Regions from separate parts of the Homo sapiens genome. Here region 2 is linked to region 1. Evidence: chromatin loops called from intact Hi-C (ENCODE). Cell type or tissue: GM12878. All regions are shown on one strand.

What was found. A loop is a pair of places that touch in the nucleus more often than their neighbours do. Peaks named below come from ENCODE experiments on the same cell type or tissue, not always from the same donor. Only the 100,000 strongest peaks of a DNase experiment are listed, where the experiment ranks them.
Region 2: a loop joins it to region 1, with 1.9 times the contacts of the local background. A loop is called at or near these places in 8 of 110 quality-filtered maps.

What each region holds. Positions count from the first base shown.
Region 1 is chr3:31,558,298-31,566,297 of GRCh38, reverse strand. The region is part of intron 1 of STT3B (STT3 oligosaccharyltransferase complex catalytic subunit B); the gene reads right to left. Among named protein-coding and RNA genes, the nearest start is that of STT3B, 29 kb to the right of the region's middle. RefSeq lists an enhancer at 4,359-4,528. In GM12878, no CTCF peak of the experiment used is centred here; no DNase peak of the experiment used is centred here.
Region 2 is chr3:31,616,078-31,624,077 of GRCh38, reverse strand. STT3B (STT3 oligosaccharyltransferase complex catalytic subunit B) reads right to left here. Exons shown (of 16, transcript NM_178862.3): 7 at 7,003-7,149; 8 at 6,090-6,138; 9 at 4,248-4,402; 10 at 1,770-1,981; 11 at 217-404. Among named protein-coding and RNA genes, the nearest start is that of OSBPL10-AS1, 84 kb to the left of the region's middle. In GM12878, no CTCF peak of the experiment used is centred here; DNase peaks (open chromatin) are centred at 917 and 3,247; H3K27ac peaks cover 465 bases.

The DNA of each region.
Region 1 (8,000 bases):
CTGGTGCCCACATTCTTAAGCATGATCACAAGGTGATTCCAAACAGCAACAGGGCAATTAATGCAGGTAAATCATTTGTATCACCTTCTGGGCACTGCGAACCTTAAAGATTTCAAACTGTTCCCAGTATCTCAGGGATTCCAGACAAGAGTGGGGTACCAGAATGGACACACAGTTTTGAATGACATATGGTACCATCTTATATAACCTTACCTATTTGTCTATTTATATATGGGGCTTTTGTACAAACTCATTTGAAGAAAGGATTCAAATGCTAAACAAGTATTTGAAAACAATGGCATGCGTATCTATAGATCTATATCTATATATGTTTAAAATATCTAAAACAAAAACCACTGGTGTAGTTCTCTTAAGATCTGTTAAGATGCAACTTTGAACCTTAAAGCTTATGCCCTTTCTAAAGTTACTTTGGAAATAAAAGGACAGAGAAGTCTAATATATGTCTGACTGTACCATTTCAGATTTCAATTCTTTGGTATAGGTATGTCTTAAAAAATCATGGCCAGAAACCTTTATTAAGTACTGCTTGACCAGTAACAACCATCCTCACTCACCACCTTACAAGGGTCATACATAATTGTTGGTTTTACCAAACAAATCCTCCAATAAGTGTGACTATCACAAAGAAACAAAGCCAAGTAGTCCCTATCTCTAGCTCACATTTCTCTCCTTTTTGGCACCTTTCTCATACTTCTTATATTAACCAATTCAACCACTGTCAATCTTCAGATAACTGAACTCTTCTCAGTAAGCTATAATTTGTCATCTTTACTTCTCCGAAGTTTAGTTCTTACAAGGTTATGAGTAAGTATGTGTACACTTCATTATCAAAAAAATGTACAACAACTCCTTCCTCTTTCAACCAACAAATGCTTATTTTATCTCAATCCCTCCTCTGATCACAGCCAAGTTTGTCACATAATGTTACACAACTACTTGGGAGATTGTCCAATGAGAAATATAATGTCTGCCTGCTATCATTTGAATAGTAAGTGTAACAAAAAGAATGAAGAAATGGAAAAGCATTTGTTCTCACATAATTTTTCCTTCCTGCTTTTACAACTCTGAGATATAAAAACAAGAAACAGGAATTTCTATTTGGTCTAAAAAGGCCAGTTCATCTTTGTAATACACGTTATACATGGATCAACAACTAATCTGAGAGAAAGCAAAGTACCAATTTCTCATGAAAAAGAAAGAATGAGAGAATGCAAGGAAGGAAAGAAGACAGGCAGGCATGTTAAAAGGTTAAGCCTATTGTTTCTATTGTCCATTATTTGCAACATCTTCCAAGAGATACAGAACTTCCATTATTATCACCATAATTATTATATATTGGTATTTTGATTTGAATAAATTATTTATGGGATTTAAAGTTTAACAATTGGTTCGGAATCTCTTCCTCTTTCTGGTCATCAGGTACTTTCTAATCCCCCAGGAATTTAAAGTATGATTGTTTCTCTTCTTTCACTGAAATTAAAAAATCTCATTTTACTTTTTATTGGCAATCCTTCCTTTATACGTAACCCTGATGAACTTTGCACCTTGCATTCTACCTTTTCCAATCTAATATACGAAATAGCATTGATTTACAGATTTGTCTCCTCCACTGGATTGGAAGGTCCTTGAGAAAAGAAACCCCCAGCCTAAGAGAATAATGAAAACAACAAAATCAATAAATTGTTAACATTTTATGAGTGGTTATTATGCCTTAAATACCTTTGTTATTAATAATTTGATCTTTATGACAACTTATTGAGATGTATATTATTGTCATTCCCTATTTACAGATGAGAAGATGGAAGCACAAAGAGGTTAAGTAACCTGCTCTTACTCAAGGTTAGACAAGTCAAAGCAGCAAAGCCAGGGGTCTATTTCACATCATTTTGCCTCTGGGCAAATATGAAGGAATCAATCTTCCAACTCCTAGCACCAAGGACGGTGCCTGGTATATATAGTAAAGTTAATAAAATATGTGTTAAAGCTCCTCTGAACTATTTTATATATGACCCAATTTTAAAGCATTTTTACACAACTGTCGCCCGAGCAAAGTGATTTAGTGCCAGTGTGAGGTTGTAAATGATGTGAAATGTTTAAACATTCCCACTTTACTAAGGTAAACTATTTTTTTTATATAGAAATATACTATTCAGATAGAGGGCACTAAAATAGTGTAACTGGTTTAATTAAATTTTCATTCAGGGAATACTCCCGTATACTTGATATTCAATGCTGTTTGGGTCCCGGTTCATGTTCTGGCCTCTGAAGTCTTTCATCAACAGTCACTCACAGAACCATTTAGTATTGTATACAGAAACGGAAAACACCTGCTGCAGTCAGCTACTCGGGAGGCTGAGGCAGAAGAATTGCTTGAACCCGGGAGGTGGAGGTTGCAGTGAGCCAAGATCGCGCCCACTACACTCCAGCCTGGGTGACAGAGCAAGACTCCATCTCAAAAAAAACGTCTGAATAAGGGTCTAATTTCCACAATTACCAATTTCAGCACTTGTTCTGGCTCTATCCTAACACTATTCACACCACTTTTCTAACTCTATCCTGGCCACAGGGGCATTATATCTGTTCCTTCAACATATCAACTTTTTATCTGCTAAGAGGAATGCTCTTAACCCAGATCTTTGCAGGGCCCTAATTCCTTGTCATTCTGATTTTAGTTCAAATATTATCTCAGAAAGGCCTTCTTTCACTTCTCAATCTACAGTAGTGGCCCCATAGCCATGGTCTACAAACACATCAAACACTAGTTAGCATATTACTTTTTTAATAGCCTTTATCACTAACTAAAATTATCTTGATCTTTTTATTTACTTGTTTGCTTGCCTATCTGAAAAATAAGCTCCATCACAACAAAGATCCTTGTATATATCCCAAATGCTTAGTACTGTGTCTGGCACATAGTTATCACACAATAAATATTTGTTAAATGACTGAATGTTAAAGGCACTCACCATGCATACTAAAATAATTTGCTCTACTAGTTTAGATAAGCAATCAAAACCAATAAAAATCAATGCTGAAGATAGTTGACTAGATGTATCTGGTACTTGTCTCATCTATGGAGAGGAACCACAATAGCGAGTAAAAAAGATCACCTGAGAGAGAACAATGAAATTCAAGAGAGTAGTGATGGGAAGCATCAAAAGCAAGGAAAAAGAGGGAAACAAGCCTGTTCGGCTGGGATCAGGTAGGAGGCTGGAGTGGCTTATAATGCAGAAAAAGGGTGAGAGACCCCCTAAGGTCTACATTCCCACTGGAACCACTAGGACTCCTAAAATCCTAGCCACAGGAGAGCTCCTTGACCCTCTCAGGTCCCAAGACTAACAGGGAGCTGCCTGAAGTCCACGCGAAAGCACTGCTCCAGAGAGACAGCTCATGCTGGATCCCACGAATCACTCGAACCTAAGCAGCTACAACATGGTGCCATTTTGAGAACACAGGCCCCATTAAACTGCATCCTGCTGCCAGGGCCACTACAAGGCAGCGATACTGCCCACCCCAGCAGAGGGCGACTGTGAATTTTTACCTGCGCTAAGGACAAATTCCATTGCTTACAGCCACTTGAGGGCTGCAGGCTGCTGCAGAGCCAAGGCAGGAAACCCATGCCCCGCCCCCAAGTTGCCAGCCTACAGCTACTCTGAAGGAAAGCAACCCCACCTTCCCTAGTAGAGCAGGGTTGCAATGCAGTTGCTGCTGGCCCCTCCTGAGCATTCCACCCACAAACTGGGGATCACCCCTCCCTTGCCTACCACTGCCAGCCGGTCCACCCAGCTAGCTCCATACCCCCACCAAAGCAAGTACCCAAACACACAATCCAAGGTGTGGATGATCTCTGGTGATCACCTCACTAAGTCCACCACCAGTGACACCTGAACACTACTCCCAGGGTCTGAGGTCAGGCCCACTTAACCTGCCACTACCAGCAGAGCTAGGACCCATACTCATGCATCACCTGCAGGTCTGGGGACCAGCCCACACAACTCATTGCAGCCACCACAATACCAGCACAGACACTTAGGTTCCAGGGAGTTGTCCACCGCTGCTACTGCAATCACCCATGCTACACCTGCTGCCCAGGGGCTCGAGAAGCTGCCCTCCCCTGCATGACCCACCACTGGAATCCCAGCACCTAAGCAGGCCACCTGGAGGCCTAAAATCAGCCTGGATGCACGAACGCTGTCACTGGCATAAGCTGCCCTCGGGCCAAAACACTGAGGGGATGCTCAGTTCACTGCTGCCACCACTGGGTCCAAAAGACTGTTACACCTGGTATCCCTGACCCCATCAAAACTTCACCACAGCCTCCACTAACAACCACATCTTAAGCCCCTGGGGAAATCACAGACACACTAATGCTGTTTACAGAAAAAAAGAAAATCATATGGAGACTACACACTACCACACACACACAGAATCAATACCAAAGTGCCATATCCAACCAACACCATACATATATCTTCAGGAAAAAATTCTCTCCAACAAAAGCAATGTCAAAAAATGCCATTACACCAGATGTGCAGATACCAAAGTAAAAACACAGGAAACATAAAAAAGAAAATATGATACACCTCCAAAAGAACACAGTAATTATCCAGCAACAGATCCCAATCAAAAAAATAAATTCACAACAAACTCATGGACACAGGGAGTAGAAAGATGGTTAACAGGGGCTGGGAAGAGTAGTTGGGGGTTTGGTGGGGAGGTGGGGATGGTTAAATGGGCACACACAAAAAAATTCCAGCACGAATGAATAAGACCTATTTGATAGCACAATAGGGTGACTATGGTCAATAATAACCTAACTGTATATTTTAAAAAAAAGAATGTAATTGGATTGTTTGTAACTTAAATGATAAATGCTTGAGGGGACAGATACCCCATTCTCCATGATGTGCTTATTTCACATTGTAAGTCTATATCAAAATATCTCACGTATCCCATAAATATACATACTTATCATGTACCCATAAAATTTTTTTAAAAAATAAAAAATTTTGAAAAAAAAAGAAATTCACAAAATCCCAGAAAAAGAACTCAAATTATTTATTCTAAAAAAACTCAGTAGGATACAAGAGAATTCTGAAAAACAATATAAAGAAATCAGAAAAACAATTCAGGATATGAATGAGAAATTTACTCAAGAGGTAGATATCATAAAAAAGAACCAAACAGAAATTCTAGAACATAAGAATTCATTGAATGAAATAAAAAATATATATGAAACCTTCAATGACAGACTAGATGGGGCAGAAGAAAACTCTCAGAACTTAGACAAGTCTTTTGAAATAACCTAGTCAGACAAAAATAAAGAAATAAATTTTAAAAACATGAACAAAGTCTTCATAAAAGACAACAGAAAGTGAACAAATATTAAAATTTTCAGTGTCCTAGAAGGTGAAGAGAAAACAAAAGATTTTAAAAGCCTATGTAACAAAATAATAGATGAAAACTTCCCAAGTCTAGCAAGAGATTTGGACATCCAGAGACACAAGGCTCAGAAATCTGCAAACAGATACAATGCAAAATGTTCTATCCACAATACATTACAGTCAAACTGTCAAAAGTCAAACATAAGGAGAGAATTCCACAAACAGCAAGAGAAAAGAGTCTAGTCACTTATAAAGAAACCCCCATAAGACTAATAAAAGATTTCTTAGCAGAAACTTATAGGCCAGGAAAGAAAGGGATAATGTATTGAAAGTGCTGAAAGAAAAAAAAATTGCTAATGATACTATATCCAGCAAATTATCCTTCATAAATGAAGGAGAAATAAAATATTTTCCAGACAAGCAAAAGCTAAGGAAATTCATAATCACTACACTAGCCTACAAGAAATGCTCAAGGGAGTACTTAATCTGGAAGTGAAAGGACAATATCTACTACCATGAAAACACACAAAAATATAAAAACCACTGGCAAAGCAACACACACACAAAGAAAAGACTCAAATGTTACCACTACTACAGAAAACCACCAAACCACAAAGATAAATTATGAGAGAAAGAACAGAACAAAATAACCAGAAATCAATTAATAAAATGACAGGAATAAACCCCCACATATTAATAATAATCCTGAATGTAAATGGATTAAACTTTCCACTTAAAAGATATACACTGGCTGAATGAATTAAAAAAATAAAAGACCCAACTATATGCTGCCTACAAGAAACTTATCTCACCTGTGAAGACACATATAGACTGAAAGTAAAGGGAAATAAATTCAGATATTCAATGCAAATGGAAACCAAAAGTGAGCACGAGTACCTACACTTAGATAAAGCAGGCTTTAAGTCAAAAAACAGTAAAAAGAGACAAAGAAGGTAATTATATAATGATAAGTGGATTCAACTAGAAGAAATAACAATTCTAAACATATACGCACCCAACACTGGAACACCCAGATATATAAAGCAAATATTACTAGATTTAATGGAAGAGATATATTCCAATACAATAATAGTTGGGGACTTTTAACAATCCACTCTCACCATCAGATAGATCATGTAGACAAAGTTACCAAAGAAACACTGGATTTAAACTGCACATTAGACAAAATGTACTTGACATGAACATTTCATTCAACAGCTACAGAATACACATTATTCTGATTAGCACAAGAAACATTCTCCAGGATAGACCATACAATAGAACACAAAACAAGTCTTAACGAATTAAAAAAGAAACAATATCAAGTATCTTCTCAGACCACAACAAAATAAAATGAGAAATCAATAACAAGAGGAACCTTGAAAACTGTACAAATACATGGAACTTAAACAACATGCTCCCAAATGGCCACTGGGTGAAGGAAAAAATTTTAAAGGAGAAAATAAAAAAAATTTCTTGGAACAAACAAAAATCTAAACATGACATACCCAAACCTATAAGAAACAGCAAAAACCATGCTAAGTTTATAGCAATAAACAACACCTACATAAAAAAAAAAATACAAAGACTCCAAATAAGCAATCTAATAATGCACCTCAAGGAGCTAGAAAAGAACAAACCAAACCCCAAATCAGAAGCAAAGAAATCATGAAAATCAGAGCAGAACTAAATGAAAGAGACAACACACACACACACACACACACACACACACACACACACACACACCCCAAGAATCAATGAAACAAAAACAAAAAGTTGGTTCTTTTGAAAAGATTTAAAAAAAAAAAAACCAATAAGGCACTTCCTAGACTAACCAAGAAAAAAGAGAAAGACCCAACTATAATCAGAAATGAAAACAAAGACACTACAAATTAGTACCACAGAAATACAAAAGATCATCAGAGACTACTACGAACAACTATCTAGAGAACCTACAGGAAACTGATAAATTTCTGGATAAGCATAACCTATCAAGATTGAATCAAGAATAAATTAAAAAAAAAAAAAACCTGAACAGACCAATAAATGAGTAATGATACAGAATTAGTAATAGAAGTTCTCCCAACAAAAAATGTCCAGGAATTGATGGCTTCACTGTCAAATTTTACCAAACTTTCAAGGAAAAACACACATCTATTCTCCTCAAACTATTCCAAACAACTGAAGGGGAGGGAATTCTCCTTAACTTTTTCTATGAGGCATTACCCAGATACCAAAACTAGACAAGGATACTACAACTGGCTAAAAGCCAATATCCTTGATGAACACAGATGCAAAATTTCTCAACAAAATCCAACAGTACATCAAAAAGATAATACACCATGATGAAATGGGTTTATACCAGGGAAGCAAGGATGATTCGACAGACACAAATCAATAAATATGATACATCACTTCAAGAAAATGAAGACAAAAACCCTATGATCATCTCAATAAGGAGAAAACATTTGATTTTTTAATTTTGAACTTAATCTTGAATTTGCAAGATCCCTTCATGATAAAAGCTCTCAGACTATGCATAAAACACACCTCAAAATAATAAACGCCATATATGACAAACCCAGAGCTAACATC
Region 2 (8,000 bases), 58 kb before region 1:
CGTGATTATTACACATGCCTGTATCAAAAGACATAAATAGAATGTACCCCATAAAATTATGTATTTACTGTGTACCTACCAAAATTAAAATAAAAAATTAAAAACAAGCAAATGCAGAATCTCACAAACAACATTCTATTTTTTAATTATATCCTTTGAGACAACGAAAAAGAAGTGTAAGTATAAAATGTTTTTGTATCCGAGTTATTTTCTTACCCATCATGATTGTATGAGGCCAGGACTACACTTGGACTAGAGTAGGCATTGCTTGTGACCCAGGTACAGTGGACAGCAAACATCATCAATAGCATCAGCATCAACATGGTGACAATGCTTTTTATATTAGGGCCTAATCCCTCTTCAGTTTTTTCCTGTTCAGTTGCATGTTTCCTCACTTTACCTGCCTAAAGATATTAAAAAAATTGGTTAGACAAATTCATTATTTGACTTGCTTCATTAAGATACTCAATGGAAAAAGTTGAGAGACTGTTTATCTATCAATTTAATTCTATGACTCAGAAAATGTATAACCATCAGATATTCTTATGTGGGTGATGGAGTGTTTTCTAAGTCAAACGTGAATAAGGTTTCCTGGGAATATACCAATCCAGAAACTGGTCACAGAGCAAAATAATTATCTCCAGTAAGAAGCTGCTTTCAAACCCAGTTGTCCTTATACTTTAATTAAATACAAAGGAGATTAACCAAATGACCCCATTCTGGTGAAATCTTAATATGTAAATTCTTATAAAATCTGAATTCCACATCCTGAAAATGGCAATGCTCAGCTATAATTTTGACCATGTACCACTTTAGTATAGGAAAAAACTGCATTAACAGAATCAGTCTTCCGATTTCGAAACCCTAAAACCAACAGACTTGTTAAAACTACGATTACCTTAAAAAATCACCTTCCCCAACAGAAAAGGGAAGAGAGAATAGAAAAAGTCACAACTTCTAAATTTCAAGGCTGGTTAAGAAACCACAAAGCAACAAAAAAACCCCAACAATAACAACAAACACAAAAATCAGGAATGTGGGTTTATTAACACACATCTTTATGAATTACATTCATCTTATAGAAGGAAAGAATTTCAAAGTTATTACTGATACTGGGAAGTTTAATTTATTAGTATTTTAAAATCCAGGCAATATTCAAATAGCAAAGTTTAATATGTCATCCAAGACAAGTGCTCTAATTCTTACAAGTCCTTTTCACACTTGCACCAACTGAGAAACTATAGATTAAAAATAAATTACCTGTATTGGCCAGTTACCTATTGCTAACGAACTGGAGGGTTTTAAAAAAGGCATTTTGCTCCCTTCATTTTACTGTTCAACCAATCAAATGTCACTTCCAAAATATTTTGAAAGTATGCACTGAGTATGGACCTCAAGGATAAGCACCTGTCTGTCCACATGGTTTCAGAGGGGTTTACAGTGCCAAATGTTATGTAATTTAGTACAGCATAAAGTTTTTGCTCTCAAAAATGGAAGGGTATATTAACAAGGGTATATATCTTAAGTATTTAGATAACAAATTACCAAAAAGAGGAATTCCTTCTCTGATTACATTCTATTTTCTAACTCTGAGCTAAAGGACTGACCAGGATTCATATTTTGAGGCAAACAGTGGAGACCAACTAGAAAAGTCACAGTTTGTCCAAATCATCATTTAATAACATTTCTTGATATGTATAGTTCTTACTGTGGTGGAAAAATTAAGAAAGGACATAGACAATTTAAAGGCCTTACTTTAGATTCCCCACCTTATCATACAAATTTCCTTGGTTTCTTTTGTCATCCTCATCACTGCTGTCCTCCACAGGTGGATTTTCCCTTTTCATGTCATCCCCCAAATAGTGCTCAAAAACATTTGAAAAGGCAATTGCAGACAGCATACACACGACTGGAGTCAAAGTCAACATCAGTCGCACCATCACTCCAGCAAAGTAGACAGCACTGATTGCATATAGAGCAACTGCAAAGACAAATTCTCTTACAATATGTTGGAGGGAAAAAGTTCCCAGGAAACTGAACTAGATACTTAAAACTATAAAACCAACCTGGAATTATATAAATGTCTCACAAACGATCTAATTGTTTCTAAATTGATACTACTGAACAACTGATTAATTAGCCACATTTAGAAATTATAACTAGTGTTCACTAAATAAAACCTACACATCCACAGTTTAGAAAAATGTATATGATTCAAATTTAATTAGTTATGAAGAATTAGACTTAATTCACTATTTGTCAATAACATCATAAAAAACCCATAGCTGGCAGATAAAAACATATTTGTGCATGACATCTCCAGGCAAAATAAATTTATAGATTTAAAATCTATAAAAAGCCAGTGCCAATATCTGGCATAAAACCTGCTTTAAAACAAAAACGGGATGAGAAGAACGTAAGTTATTAATCAAAGGAGGAACCTGCAAAGTTACTGCCAAGAAACTTAAAAAAAATTTTTGAAACAAATTTCCAATAGCCAGAGCTTTCTGGATAATGTGCTAACCACAGGAAAAGACTCTAACTATTTCTGGCTGAAGGCTATGTATAACTTTACAAATTCAGTGAGTCATGTGAGCTCCTACCTTATCTGATGCTAATTAAATTTTTCTTCCTGACTAAAAAATACATCGCATCATATTCTTAAGTGTGTATCTCAATGAATTTGTATATATACACACCTGTGTAACTACAACCCATAATGATATAGAACATTTTTATATGTCCTCATGCCTCTTCTCAGTCAGTAACAACCCCCTCCCCTATCAAAAAAGGTAACCACTATTTAGACTTCTAAAGAATTAGTATTCCTTATTGTTGAACTTTACAGGAATGTAACCACATAAAAATGTTCTCTTTTGTATTGGCTTCTCTTATTTCCCCATCCTGTTCTTTAATGATTGTTGTGTTGTATTCCACTACAGATATACAAAAATTTATTCATGCTACTGCTGATGACTTTGGAATATTTACTATTAGGGGTTACTGTAGATAAAATTACTAATGCATTCTTAAACATGTCTTCTGGTAGACATATGCACTCACTTCTCTTAGATATATACATAGGAATGGGATTACTGAGTCATGAGGTTTAAGTTAAATCTTCTTGAATGATGCAGTATTAACAGGGCCTCATCCAGGATCCATTAACCTAGAGAACAATGAGTGTGCAATCCTTTAAACTGAACCCCTACAGGTGCTGTTCTTTCTTTCCTGATTCATGTGTCACTCATGGTCCAGATCCTATAATTGTACAAGTTTCTAGCACTACAAATTACTTACCAACTGGTGTGATCCTGTGCACGTGATAAAGTTTTTCTCAGTTTCAGTTTTTATCTCATACAAAACAACCACAGCATATTTCATGTGTGATTAAATCATGTAGAAGCCTTTGATATCTGCTTATTTTGTCCACTTATATTAGAAATATAGAACCCTAAATACTTGGCATTTAAATATTTTGTATTTCAAGTCTTATTAGTTGGAAATATACAAATCTGTCAATGAAGAGGATGTTTAGTGAAAGGTGATCCTTATTCCGCTATAAAATGGTCTTTGCTCTGAAATCTGGAAGATGAATGTCCCTAAAAACTTCTTCCTACTTAAATAAAATTTTACTCAGAAAACAAAGTCAAGGCTATTGTCAACAAAGTTAAAATTTTCAATTCTCAAACACAAACTACAACATTAACCTCTCAGAAACCATAATATACTAGTCCTAAATTAAAACAATCAAAATACTTAATACAAATTCAATGAATTTTTTTCTTTTTTTTTTTTTTTTTGAGACAGAGTCCCGCTCTGATTCCCAGGGTGGAGTGCAGTGGCTTGATCTTGACTCACTGCAACCTCCGCCTCCCAGGTTCAAGCAATTATCCTGCCTCAGCCTCCTGAGTAGCTGGGATTACAGGCATGCACCACCATGTTCGGCTAATTTTTGTATTTTTAGTAGAGACAAGGTTTCACCATGTTGGCCAGGCTGGTCTCGAACTCCTGACCTCAGGTGATCCGCCCGCCTCGGCCTCCCAAAGTGCTGGGATTACAGGCGTGTGCCACCATGCCCAGCCTCTCAGTGAATTTTTCTTGGTTAAGCACCTATGCAAAATAAAGGAGAAAATTTATCTTGAATATATAGAGTCAAACATAGAAAAACAAAAATTTAAAGTAAATAATCTCAAAAAGAAAAATAACTATTCCATATCAAAGTATTCATTAAAAACCTCTCTTACCAAATACTCTTTCATCGTTGATATTTTTGATGCAGAACCAAAGGCCTGCTGGGAAGGTACATACAAGAATATGTAGATCAAAGAAGAAAGACACCCAAGTCGTAGGTTGATGCTCAGACACTGATGCAATAATTGGAATGTGTATTTTTGCATACCTGGTATTAAAAAAGTTAATATTGTTTACAATTAAGTGATAAAACAGGAGTTCCTTTTAGATGAAGAAATCTTGTTTGGTTGTAGAAATGGTACCTACTCCCTACCCCTTCTTATTTAAATATACCTTCCAAGGTAACCAGTTATACTGGATAGTTTCTGTTTGGTCTACACTGGTAAAACTAAAACTAATATGCCCTCTGTAAAATTCAGAGAATTATCTAGATCCAGACATGAGAATGTTGGCTCTGAATTCCAATACAGAAATCTCTGTTCAACTGGCAATTTGTTCTGTAGTTTAAGTCAGCATTTTTCATGTTTGCATCAACGAGTCTCATTACCTTTTGGAATTATTACTACAGACTGAATATCCTTTATCTGAAATGCTTAGAACCAGCAGTGTTTCAGATTTTAGAATATTTGCATTATACTTACCAGTTCAGCATCTCTAATCTGAAATTCTGAAATGCTTCAATAAGCATTTCCTTTTAGCATCATGTTGGTGCTCAACAAGTTCATGATTTTAGAGCGTTTCAGATTTTGAATACTCAACCTGTAGCAGAAATACTTTACCCAATAATTACACCTTACACAATAATGCCTTGCTTGACATGAAGCTGGCATGGAGACAGGTGAAGGAAATGGAAAGGACTGAAAAAATTATTACTGAAACACCCTGAGATTCTAAAGTAGTCAATTAATTGACTACTTTATAATATAACTGCACAAGTTATATTATAATATTACAATTTTACTTTACAGTTATATATAACTGTATAATTTATTTTACAGTTATATTATTACTTTATAATATAACTGCACAAGTTAACCTAGTAATTTAACCTAATCAGAATAACATTCTACAACTTGGGTTATCCTTCAAATTCGTTAGTGATCCACAGGCTGAACTCTTGAAGTATGTGTCTAATTGTTAGTTCCAGTCATTCATGCATAATTTGCTTATGTCCTTTAATTAGACCTGGACACAAGTCCTTCTGGTATCACATCAGAAAGCATGTCTGTTCAATAAATTGTTTTTTATTGAGCCACCTGGGGAGTAACAAGACAGAACAGCAGGAACAGAGGAGGGGCATAAATTATAATCAATAGATATTTTCTAATCTCCAGGAAAACATTTTAGAGAAAAAAAGTTTTATTGAACTAGTCTAATTCAAAACCAAATGTATTAACTCATTTTATAACAGCACTTTAAAAAAAAAAACCACAACAGATATATATTCTCTTGTGTTTCACAGATTTAAAAAAACAAAAAAACTTAGATCAGATGGTATTAGAAAAAATTAAATTTTCTTCCTATCTATGGCAATTAAACAGTATCCTTAAGAATTCTTAAGAATAAAAAATTATTACTAAAGATGAAAATGTTATAAAAGACAAATCAATCTTTAAATTGCACAAAGGTAACCTAAATATTCTTACAAACAAAACGGAAACAAGGAGTTGCCCATGCAGAACAGTAATACACAACGTACATTTCATACTAAAGATGCATTCAGAACAGGTATCATAACAAGATAAAGTAAAAGGAATTTAACATTTACTAAACTAGCATCTTTGGTACTTAGAAGTGTTGCCCAAGAACTGAGTGAAACACTGACAAAACAGATAAAAACAAAGGAAAAGCAGTATTTCAATAAATATGATGCCAAATAATGTAACTGTACTTACCCAGTATCCCACAATGAATAAAACCTGCCACTCCATGGTGCAATGTAACCTTGGAAGGAAAAACATGGATGAAATTAATCTGCCTTTTTATTATTTTGTAAATCTTTTATTGCCTTTATGTTTATTGCTAATTATAGATAGACAAACTAATGTTCAAAGAATTTCAGTTTTCATTTATAGGTGTCAACCTATTTCAGACAGTTGGCAGTCAGAAAAAATAAGGTAGTGATCAAATAAAAACAATATCCATGGAGAACCCACTTCCAGAGAAACACATTTGAGATAAAGTTGTAGAAAGTTTTCCAATTCTCTTAAGCTTTTAGTTGACTAATAAGGCTAAGGCATTAAACAAGACCAGATCATTTAAAAAAAATAAAATAAACGGGGGGCAGGGGAAAGGGAGTTTCTAAATGATCTAGTCCAGTATGCCATATCCCACCAGATAAATTCAAAGATGATTTTAAACACTCACGGCTTTTACATTAATTTGACAGAATAAATTTAGAAAGAATTCAATTTGTTTCTAAGGACTGGTAAATAAAGGTTAGAGGGTAACTTAGAATCCAGAAGCAGACTGAAACTGATTCTGTTAGTAAACTGCTGAAAAGTAGGGGAGAAAGAGGGAGTGTGTGTGCATGCAAGAGAAGGTGAGCATATAACAGGTAAATAACAGAAGCTCTGATTTTTTTTTTCTTTTTATAGTTTGGGACTATTCATCCAGCAAGAGAAGGACGCTTAAAAGTAGATTTATCAGAGCTTGATGCCACAAAATTAAGATATACTATTCAAAAAAAAAAAAAAAGAAAAAAATCACTTTGTAGTCATGCTGTTATTCAGATTTTAGAAACTTTGGCTATTTTTCTTATATTGTTTGTATAGACAATATTCACACCCTACAGGTGATAACACGTACCTGTATAAGTCAAATAGATGACACTAAGGAACACAGCACCTGCAGCTAGTGATACACCCAAAAAGAAAAGGGTCTGGAACTCTTGTTTTGTTAATCGGTCTCTCAGATACTGCAAGAAAGCATAAGCTTGCAGCAATGCAAAGACACCTAATTAAAGAAAAGGGTCACATAATCAACAAAGCAGTTTTCCAAGGTCATTTAAAAACTTTCATTTGAAAGAGCTTCTTAGAATGTCCTGCACCATTCATATCAAAGACTACTTATTTCATCTAGCCAACATTTCCTTTGTCAAATGACAGTTGCCTAATTAATACATCCAAAAAATTCTGTGACTTTTTTTTTTTTTCCTAAATGATCAGACTCCTTACACATGTACCAGACCAAAGGGGAAAAAAAATCCCATTTGAATAACAAGCCTATTTAACACATTAAGTTCCTCCCTTTCCTCTATATTTTAGGGGGGTTTTCTGGGGTGGAGGGAAGTAATTTTTCAAAATCACTGAAAAACAATTCTCCGATTTGTTTTGCTGAAGGATACAAAGACTTAGGATCAGGATAATCTTGATATATAGTTACTATTTATAACTGAGTAATAAGATGTGACCTTAATTACACATTTAGACAAGATTCTAAATTTGTATCAGGGCTCATGCCAAATTATGGCATCTTGGCATTTGAGAAACCAGCAGAAACTGGGAAGTCTCTCTCATCTTTTCTGTTTGTTCTCCCCTGAGGCAGGTCATAAAATAATTCTCTGACCTTCCTGTAAGTAGGTTATAAGATCCTCATTCCAGAGGGGTCCTTCTAACACCCAGAGGAAAAGATGAAGACACAGAGACACCAAGAAGAATATGAACAAATAGGCCTTAAGTTCTTCCCAGTCTGTTGCCATTAGATCGTACTTCTCTTTGTCCAATCTTATTTCTACATGACTGTCCACTCTTCATCAAACCTAAGCATAAAAATACAGTTTCCCTGCCTTTTTAAAATTTTCACTT